Linked DNA regions of Mus musculus: region 2 is linked to region 1. A link is a contact called in ENCODE Hi-C or POLR2A ChIA-PET data. All regions are on one chromosome and are shown on one strand. The core of a region is the stretch at or near the end of the contact, and the rest is flanking DNA. Distances in the headings are between cores, read along the strand shown. Region 1 holds the start of Sertad2 (SERTA domain containing 2). Region 2 has its middle 70 kb from the start of Sertad2.

What was found. A loop is a pair of places that touch in the nucleus more often than their neighbours do. ChIA-PET counts read pairs that join two places held with the same protein, here RNA polymerase II (POLR2A).
Region 2: a loop to region 1 is called in a map of v-Abl transformed pro-B cells, with 2.3 times the contacts of the local background. The contact joins the enhancer-like site here to the promoter of Sertad2 in region 1. A Hi-C loop is called at or near these places in 2 of 37 maps with a recorded cell type or tissue (T-helper 2 cell and v-Abl transformed pro-B cells). POLR2A ChIA-PET finds 5 or more read pairs at or near these places in 4 of 5 experiments (Patski and embryonic stem cell).

The regions. Positions count from the first base shown.
Region 1 is chr11:20,629,773-20,635,599 of GRCm38, forward strand. It overlaps Sertad2 (SERTA domain containing 2), which reads left to right and starts at 2,205. Exons shown (of 2, transcript NM_001038625.1): 1 at 2,205-2,501.
Region 2 is chr11:20,558,793-20,564,619 of GRCm38, forward strand. It overlaps a transcript of Sertad2 not described here. Among named protein-coding and RNA genes, the nearest start is that of Sertad2, 70 kb to the right of the region's middle. Within about 2 kb of position 2,644, at least 1 of the 3 ENCODE cell types and tissues checked has a DNase peak (open chromatin) inside an H3K27ac peak, as active enhancers do.

The sequences.
Region 1 (5,827 bases), core at 955-3,454:
GGGAGACAGAAGTACCTGATGTTGGACCACACTGGCAGCTGTTGACGCTGCCACTTCACACTTTGACTAATTGGTCAGATATACCAGATTCTAGAAGTTGGTTAAGTGAAATTGTAACTCATGCACTGATAAGCCTCTAAGTCTTCAAAAATAGAACTGTGCGATATCTCACCCCAGAAGCAACTCTGGGCTGCTTTCCTCAGAACTCAGACTTTTAGGTAAGCATACATAGAACATAGACTTCAGACAACATGTGTTCGTTCTGTTGACACACTAAGATGTTATTTTAATTTTGGCTTTCCTTTTGTGCAGGAACACTGTATTTGGGTAGCCATTTGTTAAAAAATATCCAAGTGTCATAAAATTCTGTGTCTTTTTGCAAACTTCAATTCATGAATAACAGTTTCAATTCATTTTAAATTCAACAGAACTAAATACCTCTGGCCTCCCACAAAGACATCACAGGAAGATTATTGTAGCTACTATTTCAATGGCGGTTTCTTAAAGTGAGCACTCAAAGTCTAAGTGAGTGGGTAATTAGAGCCAGGAGGGGTTAGTGCTGTCTCCAAATGCAGAACTCTAGAAATGAAAACCATCTTGGCTCTCCAGCAAAATGTGTGAAAGTTTATGCCACTGAGCAAGACCTCATACTCTATGCGATGCCATTTTGTGCTATTATAATGACTTGCCAGAGAGATATACAATTAGCTGATATTGGTTATACCTCATGAAACATGTATATGAGATTTTGATAATGCCAAGGATTTGCTAAAAACAAACAGCAACAACAACAAAAACCTTTTTACTTCTCTAATTAATAAAACCTGACATTGTCTCCTTTACCGTTTAGCACACATCATAATAATAATTATTATAATTATTAGAGACACATTCTCACTATTTAGTCCTGGCTGGCCTACAACTGCCTATGTAGACCAGGCTGACCTTGAACTAAGAGAGATCTGCCTGCCTCTTCCTACCTAGTGTAGGGGTCCTACAACTGGTGATGGCTCATATTTAATTTTGATAGGATCATCAACTCGATTGATAACAAATCATTACAGAACAGTTTGAGTTGGAATAAATTTGTCTTGATGTTTAAGACCTTTATGTTAGGTCTTAAAGCTTTATTGTCCTTAAATACAACTAGTGTCATGGACCATTAAACAGCAAAGTGGTCTGAAGAGAAATTATTGATTGGAGTGGCAGCCAAAATTTTAAAGTGCCTGAATTTCTTTTGTAATATCTTTATGTAGAATGCATATGCCATTTTAAAGGTAATGATAAATGTTCCTGTTGAGCTGTCCCTGGCCTCTTAGTTCTCTTAAATTCGAACCACTTAGGCACATGCTAATACTAAGGACAATATAAAGCTCCTTGCTAAGTTTGAGTAGTTAAAAACATTAAGGATTTTTTGTTGTTTTGGGGTTTTTTGTTTTTTGTTTTTTAAATGGGAAAGATAAGGCTATCAGCGTGAAACTTGTGGGCAGAGGACCACGCCTCCAGTTCCCTGTGTTCTCCAAGCGTGGTCTCCCTCTGGTTGGCTGCATGGTCTCCATAAAGGATGCAACTCTGGTATGTCCGACCGACTCCAAAGGTACTAGTTGGTGACTCATTTCAACTTCTGTCGTCAGCTCCACACGGAGCCCTTGGCCCCTCCCCCCATTCCCATATCTCCGAGGGCCATTGGTGGACCCTATCCTCCCGCCAGCCGGCCCAAGTGGCCAAATAGCTCGGATGCCTGTCATATTTGTGGTCGCGCTCCTCTGCGGACTGTGCCAGCGCTGCCGTCTTTGTCATCACCCACTCTGTCATGTCTGTTTTCCAGTATGTGGGGGCCATTAGTGGTAGTAGTGGCGGTCCGGCTTGGGCGCTCCCATTTCTACCTCTCCTATTTAGCTTTCAGTCCACAGAAGAGGCTGCATAAGCTTGGTGTCTGTCCGCCGCTTCCTGAGAGTTCACCCTGAGGGAATCTGCATTTATGGCACTTGGGCGGGCCCGGGGCGGGCCCTGCGAAGCTGAGGCGGGTCCGGACCGGCTGGAGGCGGGGCCTACGGAGATCTGGACCTGAAGGCACGGGTGGGCGGGACCTATAGTAGGAGGTGGGAGGGGCAGGGTGGGGCCTATACTGCAGGGGCGGGGCTGGTGGGGCGGGGCCCGGCCAGGCAGGGGGTGGGGCCTACGGGGCCTGGCCGGAGCTCGCCAGAGGCTCGCAGGCGGACGTCACTCCCGCACGGCGAGTGCTGGAGCACGAGCTGTACCTCTCTCGGCCCGGGCGTCCACTCCGCCCGCCTCCTGCTTCCTCCAGGCTGCCCGCCGCCTCCACCATTGTATAATGTTCCCGACTCGCAAGCAGAGGACGCCGGAGTCGTAGCTCCGGCCTCGCCGAGCTCCCTGCTACCGTCGGCCCCGCGGCGGGGGCGCCCCGCATGGAGCGGGCATAGCTTGAGGGGTGGGCGGAAACCCCTCCGATGCGTTAGCTCCTGGTGGACCTGCTTGTGGTGAGTTCCGGGCCGAGCTGGAGGCTCCCCGGGGTTGGGCTCCGGCGGGCGAGGGGCGGTGCTGGGCTGGGCCAGGCGGGAGCCCAAGGCAGCGGAGGCCGGACCGGGCAGGTTGGGGAGCACCCGCTGGCCGCCTGGAGACCCCGACTGTCACGACCTGGGGCGGGGTCCGGGCGGCAGGGGCCCGGAGCTTTTGCCGTCACAGCTGGTGTGTGTGTGTGTGTGTGAGTGTGTGTGTGTGTGTGTGTGCGCGCGCGCGCGCGCTCGCTGTGGTGGCTCTGGTGCTGAGAACGTGCGAGACTTTTTTTTTTTTTTAAAGATTCCGGTTGCTGGCAGGGAGGCTGCTTCACTTTTGAGTTCCGTGTCTGGGTTTGCATCCAACTTGCTATATTGTGTTTCGAGAGTTTCCCGGTGGTTTTGCGTTAAAACAGTTCTCTTCACCCTCTTTTCTTCCGTGCCCAAGTGAATTGATTTTGGATCCAAATGTTTATTAAACTTAATGCCTTCCTGGTTTTTAAATTAGAAATCTACAAGTCATCTTGGTGTTAACCGCCTATGACGGGGCAGAGGGGGGGCGGTGCTGAGGGGAGCCAGCTGTCCCGACGCGTAGACTTTGTACCATTGACACTGGGCACTTCAGAGGACCATTGCGTCGAGAGAAAGTACTGAATTGTTCATATTTTTCTTAACTATAAATTGTCTTAGCTTTAGCCGGAATGGTAGCAAATCAGTAGAGTTGAAAATTGAATTGTAAGTTTCGCAAAGCAGTGAGACTGTTTTAGAATAACTTTTTGCTCGCATCTAGGTAGTTTCAGGAGTAGAAAGTCGGTTTTGCAGGCACTGAGTGGAGGGCAGTCAGCAGGGACAGACTCAGAAACGGCAGATTTTATTTAAGTAGAATCAGTCAAACCCTAGCTGGCTTTCAGGAACAGTCGTTGTTTTCAAGCTTTGTTCTTGAAACGTGCTTTTGAATTCCTAGTATTTGTTAAGAAGTGTTCAGAACCTATGGAAAAGGGCCTGGAGGTTGTAGTCACCAGTAGGATGGCCCAGGCCCTAACTGTTCAGAATTGCTTTTTGTAATTTTTGTGACTGGCAGGAATGAGGTGGGCCTGGGCTCCACTTAACCTCCTGGAAGGCTCCACACCAGAGAGCCCTGGGTCTGCTGCTGGGTTAGTTGCTTACCCAGTGGCTACTTCACCAGAGCCCTTTAATATCATAGTATCCCGATTTGAGGGTGAAGTTATTAAGATTTCAACTCTGGCATGAGCAAGAATAATTGTGGATCTTTACTTTCCTGATAATTTTATAAAAATTTCCTTTATTTGAAAATACACATTGCTGGCCTGGGTTGTGCTGGCATACACTTACAATCCTAGCACTAGTGGATCTGTAGGAACTCAAGACTAGCTTGGTCTACACAGTGAACTCAGGGCCATCCAGTGATTGTGTTCAGGTTAGGAAGGGTTTAAAATGATGTCTTTCCTCTCCTAATTAAAATACGTTCAACTGTTATGTATGCTTCGTGGACTTGGTAGCTCACCTTCCCTCCCTCTCCACCCAGGTCTGTTCCTTACTTTATTTCAACAGGTAGGGACTCACATTTTATAGTAACTCACTGTGTAGCAGGAGGTGTCCTAGGAATAGTTTTATTGTCATGCAAGTGTCACAGACTGGTAGGTAACAGCTGCTCAGGCCAGCTTCTGATAAAAGAACTGAGAAAAGAGTTAGACTCAGATTTAGAAACTCTCGCCCATTGCTGAGTTACCCTACATAACAGCTTTTTAAATTTAATTAAGGAACAGAAATAGAAATTTATCCAGTTACCACAACTAAACAAAGTGGACATGACAAACAAGCATAGTTTTTTTTGTTTGTTGTTTTTAAGTCACTTAAATTTACCAGTGATAGCTGACCCTTATTGGGGGGGAGGGCGCATTTTAAACAGTACTCCCATGGTAAAGTAAAAGTTACATAGCTCTAGCGTGCCTTACTTAAAATGTTCCACTCTAGAAACTAAGAACCGTAGTAAGATCTGCACCATTTTACAGCCTCCTTTTGCTGTGGTTTCTTATTAAAGAACAATAGGAAAAGCATGAGCAGTTAGTTTGGATTTCCAAGACAGGGTTTCTCTGTGTAGCCCTGGCGGTCCTGGAACTCACTCTGTAGGCCAGTCTGGCCTCGAACTCAGAGATTGGCCTGCCTCTGCCTCCCATGTGCTGGGATTAAGGGCACTGTTCAGCCAAAGTATGAGTTTTAATTTTATTCATGTTTTCAAAATGAAAATCACTTAGCCAAAATTATTTAGATAAGCCTGGTATTTAGAAGGGTGAACTTGAGTACACTTAGAGCATTTCCTACACTTAGCAGTTGTGGATGTTTTTATTTATTGTCTTTGCATATTGTATAGAGTGACAGTGCTAGTCAGTGAGGGGGGGAGGGATTGGTGGGGAGTTTCTGATTGTTTAGTCCAAAGGTCAGACCTATGCTGAAGATACCAGAGGCCCAGCTTCAGTTTAAGTGAGAACGGCTTGGTACTGAGAGCAGTGCCAGCCTTCACACACCTTCCTTTTATAGATTTATTTTTTAGTGTTATATTTCTGAGGGAGGGGATTCATGTGGCATTAGAGGACAACTTTGTGGAATCTGCTTTCCTTCCAGCTTTTACATGGGCTCTGGGGATTTGACTTGGTTCTCCATGCTTGAGTGGCAAGCACTGTTACTGTCTGAGCTATCTCTCAGGCCCCTTTTCTGACTGGAAACACACACATGAAATTTACAAGTGCTGTGGCCATTGTATGTGTACAAGTAATGCATTTTTCTACCTGCCACTAATAAGTACTAATTAAACATTTGGTAGAAATGTATAAACTGTGACTTCTGTTTTTAAAGTGTCTGATTATTTAATTTGATTTTGATATTTTAGAAAAACAACTGACCAAACTTGGGCTGTTTTTTAAAGAAAAAAAAAATGTTGTCTTAAGTAGTCAGTGTAGTTAGTAGTATTAAAGGCAAACTTGTGTCCTGTACAAATACTGGGAAACCCTTATGAACAGAGCAGTACCCCGCGCATCCATCACTCATTGTGTGGGGCTATGTCTTTCTCCATTAGCACTGCCTAGCAGTTCATTCTTTGTATGACTCTGTGAATGGCATATGTCAGCCAAAGAAGCCGGCATTCCTATTCTGAGTAGTAAATAGACTCTTTGTTGTTGGTGCTTCCCCCGCCCCCAAAGATCATGAGACAAAAACATGTTTGGCTGTCTAAAAATTTTCTTTGGAAAATGTATAAATTACATTTCAAGATAAAAGCAGCATAATATCTTTTA
Region 2 (5,827 bases), core at 1,394-3,893, 71 kb before region 1:
AACTTCCACCTATTAGCTTCTTTATTGTGCTCTTCTGCAAACTGTAAACTAGCATTTGCTGTTTCCACTTCCATTTCTCAGATACTGAAAATAAAGCCCATCTCAGTTAAGTATTTGGCCTGGGTTTTGTTCCAGTTAGCCAGAGACAGAGAAGAAACGTGGGACTCCCTGGGTTCCTCTTGTTGCTGAGCCATGCTTTCTCCTCTGTTTAGATATCGTTAGAGGACCAGAAAGTGTGCTCCAAGCACTGACAGCATCCCCTTGTCTCTTAAATGTGTCAGTGTTAGGATTTAGGTGAGCCTCTGAAGCAGGCACATCCCAGGTGTGAGCATCATCTGCTTCGTGGTCTTGATCAGATGTTGCCCCAGCAGTGTGTGTGTGTGTGTGTGTGTGTGTGTGTGTATGTGTATGTATGGGGTGATTGAAGGAAGTTATGGACCTGGCCCGTTTTCCTTTGCCTTTCTAACTGGAAGCACAGATTGCTTTCTGTCAGGGAATTTCACGAATGGGCGAATGTTCATAAGCCATATTTTTCCTTTATAGTGAAAAATGTAACAAAATCTCTCCCCAGTGGACTCAGTTAGAGTGTGGTAGTACGTGAGTGATTGCTTCCTGAATCGTATATAAACGTAGCCCTAGCAACTCTTCAAACGAAGTTGTTATAAAACATGATCACTAGACCAAAATATATACGTGCTTTGAAGTTTGTCCATAATTCTTGTTAGTGAATATTTGCAGCACTTGGAGGAGGGTTCTGTAAAGACCAGAACGTCTGCTTTAAGATGTTTCCCCAAGATTAAATAAAGGATGAAGTTTGTGTGACCGTCTGTCTACTTTTGAGTAACAAAGTGAAAGTGTGTTTTGATCAGTTTGCTCAATCTCAGTGACACATAAGAAGTTAAGTGTGGTGCACACACACCAAGAGCTTTTATTGTTTTAGTGCTCCTGAATATGACTAAGTGTGCATGAACTCATGCCACATAAAGAGTCCAGGGAGGCTGGCCATTGCCATCTTGGGTTTGGTGGAAATTGGCAGCCCCCCTCCCCACCGTCTCCCACACCCCCTGTGCCCCTGTCAAGACTTCTGTGCATTAAAATCAGCAAGAACCTGTAGACATGGAGCTAGCCTGCTCTTTGCTACTGAGTGTTCTGAAGCATGGAGAGTAAGTCTGTATGCACCAGGTAGTTAGAAAGATTCATTAACACAACGACCTTATTGCCCACGTTGCCTCTGAAAGCTACGGAAAATTGAGAGGGTGAACTTAATTTCTTGCTAACTGGTGGAGACAAAACTAAGGTTTAGAAGTCAGCATTTCACTCTGGGAGGAGGAAGCTGAAGGGCACTGATAAAGATGGGACTTGTTGGGGCTGGGGTGATAGTACAATCAGTCGGTAAAGTGCTTGCTGGCAAGCAAGAGGACCTGGGTTCAGATCCCCAGAACCCACATTTTGTTTGCTTTCTTTTTTAAAATTACTTTTTGTGTGTGCGTGTGTGCCTACATGAGTTTATGTGCACCATGTGCAGGCAGGTAACCAAAGGGCTCAGAGGGTGTTTGAACCCATAGAAGAGGCTTTTCAGACACGTGTGAGCTGCTGGGTGTGAATGCTTGGAACTCTGTGGAAGAGCAGTAATGGCTCCAACCACACCCCGGAGCAGAGCCCACACTGCAGTCTCAGTGCCAGGAGAGGGGAGATAGGTGGATTCCTGGAGCTCACAGTCTGCCCGCCTGCACAGGCCTCCTGATGAGTTCCAGACCAGGGACAGACCCTGGCTCAGAAAAACAAAACCGAAAACAAAAACAAAGAGTAAACCAAAGAAGCGTTTTGAAAGGTGTTGATTAACCACAGTAAACTGTGCAGATCAGAAGGAGAAAGCCAGGACCCCAGCTTACTTGATTTTGAAGTGTATGTTTAGGGAATATAAAGTAATGTTGATTTTCACTTATCCTTAACAAGATGTTTTAAAATCTTACCCATTAAAAATACAAATATAGGGATCTGTTGTTAAAAAGTGTTTTTCTAACATATACCAAGCCCTGGGCTCTGTCCTTATTTCCACATAAAACAGGGTCTGGTAACACATGCTCAGAATCACAGCACTAGGGAGCTGGAGGCAGGAGGATTAGAAGTTCAAGGTGCATAACCAACCTTGGCTAGGAGCCTTTCTCACAAAAGAAAAAAAAATGCCAAAATTATTAATTTATACATTACTTTAAGAAGTTAACCTTGACACCCTGTAGGCAATAAAAAATACATTTAAATAACGCTCATAATTTATTAGCAATCTCAACTAGAATCTGTAAAATTAAACAGTATCCAAACACATTTTGTAGTAAAAGAAACATATCTTACTGAATAACTTTACCATAACCAAAAGGATTGTTTATTCTGCATTTTATTTCACTTAAGGGGGGGTGGGAAGTTGTGCTCTGACAGATGACACTACCAGTTTGTAAATCGGTAGCCTGCTGAAAGAATAGAGGTGAAGTACACAAACCCGGCCCAGACAAAGAACACAAGTCACTGCACACCATCTTCCACTTCTTTCTCTGAATGACAAAGAAAAGGAGCAAGTAACAGCTGCCAGCTAGAGTCATTTCTGCGGAGACCATGTAACAGTGTGCGGCTGCTGCGGGCTGGCTTGCATAGTGAGGGAGGGGCGCTGCGCGGGGTGGGGCGGGGCCTGAGTTGCTGTGAAGGGCGTGGCCACGCAGCTAAGAGCAGCCTGGCGCTTTGTGCTGGATCCCACCTTGCACGGGTGGAAGAATTGACATTTGTGCTCACAGGACCAGCAGCCATGATCCATCCCAGCCAGCTTTAGTTTTTTTCTTTAAGACAAAGTGGGAAAAAAAACCCAATTCCTAAAGTGTCCCAGTTTATCATTTTATAGCAGTGGACATTTCAGCTGTGCGTGCAATTGTTATAATTGTAAACAAATAGTTCTGGGCGGAGGCCAAGTTAGATAACTGCAGTCAGGAACCAAATGGTGCTTCTACTGTAATGAGTAAAGCAAATGACCATGCTGTCCTATCCACAGTAGAACACAGAAAATGTTCATTTTAATTCTTAATTAAGATATCATCTTAAGGGGCTGGAGAGATGGCTCAGCAGTTAAGAGCACTGGCTGCTCTTCCAGAGATCCTGAGTTCAGCAGTAGACATGAACCTAAGGCCTGTTAGGCAAGCATTCTACTGTTAGTCCTCATTCACACCACCCTTGGCCGAAAGAAGGTGGTTTTTTTTTAACATTTATTTTTATTTTATGTGCGTGTTTTGTCTGTGCACCACATACATGCCTGGTACTTACAAAAGCCAGAAGAGGTTGTAGGATCCCCTGGAATTAGAGTTATAAACAGTTGTGAGTTACTCTATGGTTGCTGGGATCAAAGCATTGAGCCATCTCTTTAGCCTGATTTATTTTTAAGTGCTTGAGTGTGTACGTGTGTGTGTGTGTGTGTGTGTGTGTGTGTGTGTAGATACCACAGTTAAGTACATGGGCTCTGGTGGTCCCACTCCCTTAGACCAAGGTGCATAACCTTTTTTGTAAAGGGGTCATTTAGTAGAGACTGCACTTCTTGTCCTGGGAGCTAATTTCACTTGAGCTTTCCACAGGCATCCCTGTGAACCATGAGCAGCCTGCTGTGTTGAGTTTAGATATTGTGGGAGTGGCCCTAGTGCTAAGTGTTCCATCATTTGAAAGCCTCAGAAGACGCATAGGAGGCAGCCCATTTTGCTAAGTGTGGTGGTCTAATTCTGGCACCGGGGAAGCTGAGGCAGGAAGATCTTGAGTTTGAGGTCAGTTTGGGTCACCTAGTGAGTTTTAGGATAGCAACTCCTGGAATTGACTCTGCAGCAGAGCCTAGCTAGCCTTGAACCTCTGACCTTTCCTCTACCTCCTGGGCACTATGATTCCAGGTGAGTGCTGCCATTCCTGGCTTTCAATATTTTAAGTGAGAAAAATGACACTTCTGATACTAGCCTTTAACTCCTGGGAATACACTTTAAAGAACTAATGTCAGGTGAGCAGTGAACTCTGGAGCCTCTCTAGGTGTGCTGCTAATCGTTTGGGTGGTCTCCAAGGTGCACCAACTTGATAGAGTATGAGGAAACCTGTGTTGCTTGGTAGATTCTTCCAGAGTGGAGCCAACAATATTGTGTAAAAGGTCAGTGCACTATACTGCAGGACACGTTCAGATATACAGAAAAGCCTCATCCTAGCATCCAATAGGACATATGGAGGATACTTGGTATATGCTTAGAAGAAGAGGACTTCTCTTTAGTCTAGAAACCAGTGCTCCGTTGCCTGGCCTGGTGTAGAGTATGCTCAACTGCAAACACCTCAGCAGCATCCAGGTATTGTCCAGGGACCCTGCCCTCACCAAGGTCTGCAGGATTGAAGAACTGGACAGAGTGTTTTAGGGTTTACTTAAAAAACAAAACCTCAGCTATTCTTTGACAATGGTCTCACTATTACTCTTTTGCTACCCTGTATCGCATGATTCTAGTCAGTATAGAGACAGAAAAAGACTATTATAAATGGTGGATGCATACTTGAACTTTGCTGAAGAAACTTTAAAGTTCCTGCCTTCACTTACCAAATTTACCCTCAGATGTCTTTTATTTCATTTTATTAGTGAAGGCCAAAATAGAATTTGGTTAGGGTTTCTGTTGCTGTGAAGAGACACTGTGACCAAGGAACCTCATAAATGACAACATCTAGTTGGGGCTGGCTTACAGTTTCAGAGGGTCAGTCCATTGTCATCATGGTAGAAAGCATGGCAGCAGGCAGGCAGGCTGTGTAAGAAGGGGCTGAGAGTTCTACATCTGGATTGGCAGGCAGCAGAAGGAAGAACAAGACACACTGGCCAGACTAGAGCTTTTAAGACCTCAAAGCCCACCCACAGTGACACACTTCCTCTAACAAGGCCACACCTACTCTAACAAGTCCATACCACCTAATAGTGCCACTCCCTGTGGACCTATGGGCGCCATTTTATTCAAACTACCACACATTTCAATACCATATTTTTTTAAAGATTTATTTTTAATTTTATATGTATGGGTGTTTTGCCTACATATATGGGCACCACAAGCATGCAGTGCCAGCAGAGACCAGAAGAGAGTGTGAGATCCCGTAGAACAAGTTATAGACAATTGTGAGGTACCAAGTGGGGTACTGAGAATCAGACTTCCATCCTATACAAGAGTAGAGTGAATAGGAATGGTACCATAGGCTCATATTCTTGAATGCTCAGTCACCAGGGATTAGAACTGTTTGAAAGGATTAGAAGGATTAGTAGGTATGGCCTTGTTGGAGGAAGTGTGTCACTGGAGGTGAGCTTTGAGGTTTCAGAAAGCCCATGTGAGGCCTAGTCTCTGTCTGTCTACCAATCAGGATGTAGCTCTGAGTTACTGTTTGCCTGTGTTCTGCCCTGCTCCCCACCATTAATGATGGTGATGGTGAGGATGGGGGTGATGATGAACTAACCCTCTTAAAACTGTAAGCAATTAGTATACGAGTTGCCTTGGTTAAGGTGTCTCTTCACAGCATTAGGACAGTTACTAAAACAGTGGGAAATAACATAGCCACCTCAATACGGCCGATATTTCCTGAACTTCATCTTTGCCTCTTTCCCCATGTTTGTTTCATTCCTTATGGTAGACCATTTCCTTCTGTGCCTGGAAACATGGCCACCAGCAGTCTGCTCTGTAGCTCTGTCACTCAGATGTCCTATGCACCAAGTTAAACAATGATGGGCAAGGAACTTGAGAGCAGCATGGGCAAATGCCCATTCCTTGTAAGTCATTCATCAAGGCCTAGGGCAGTG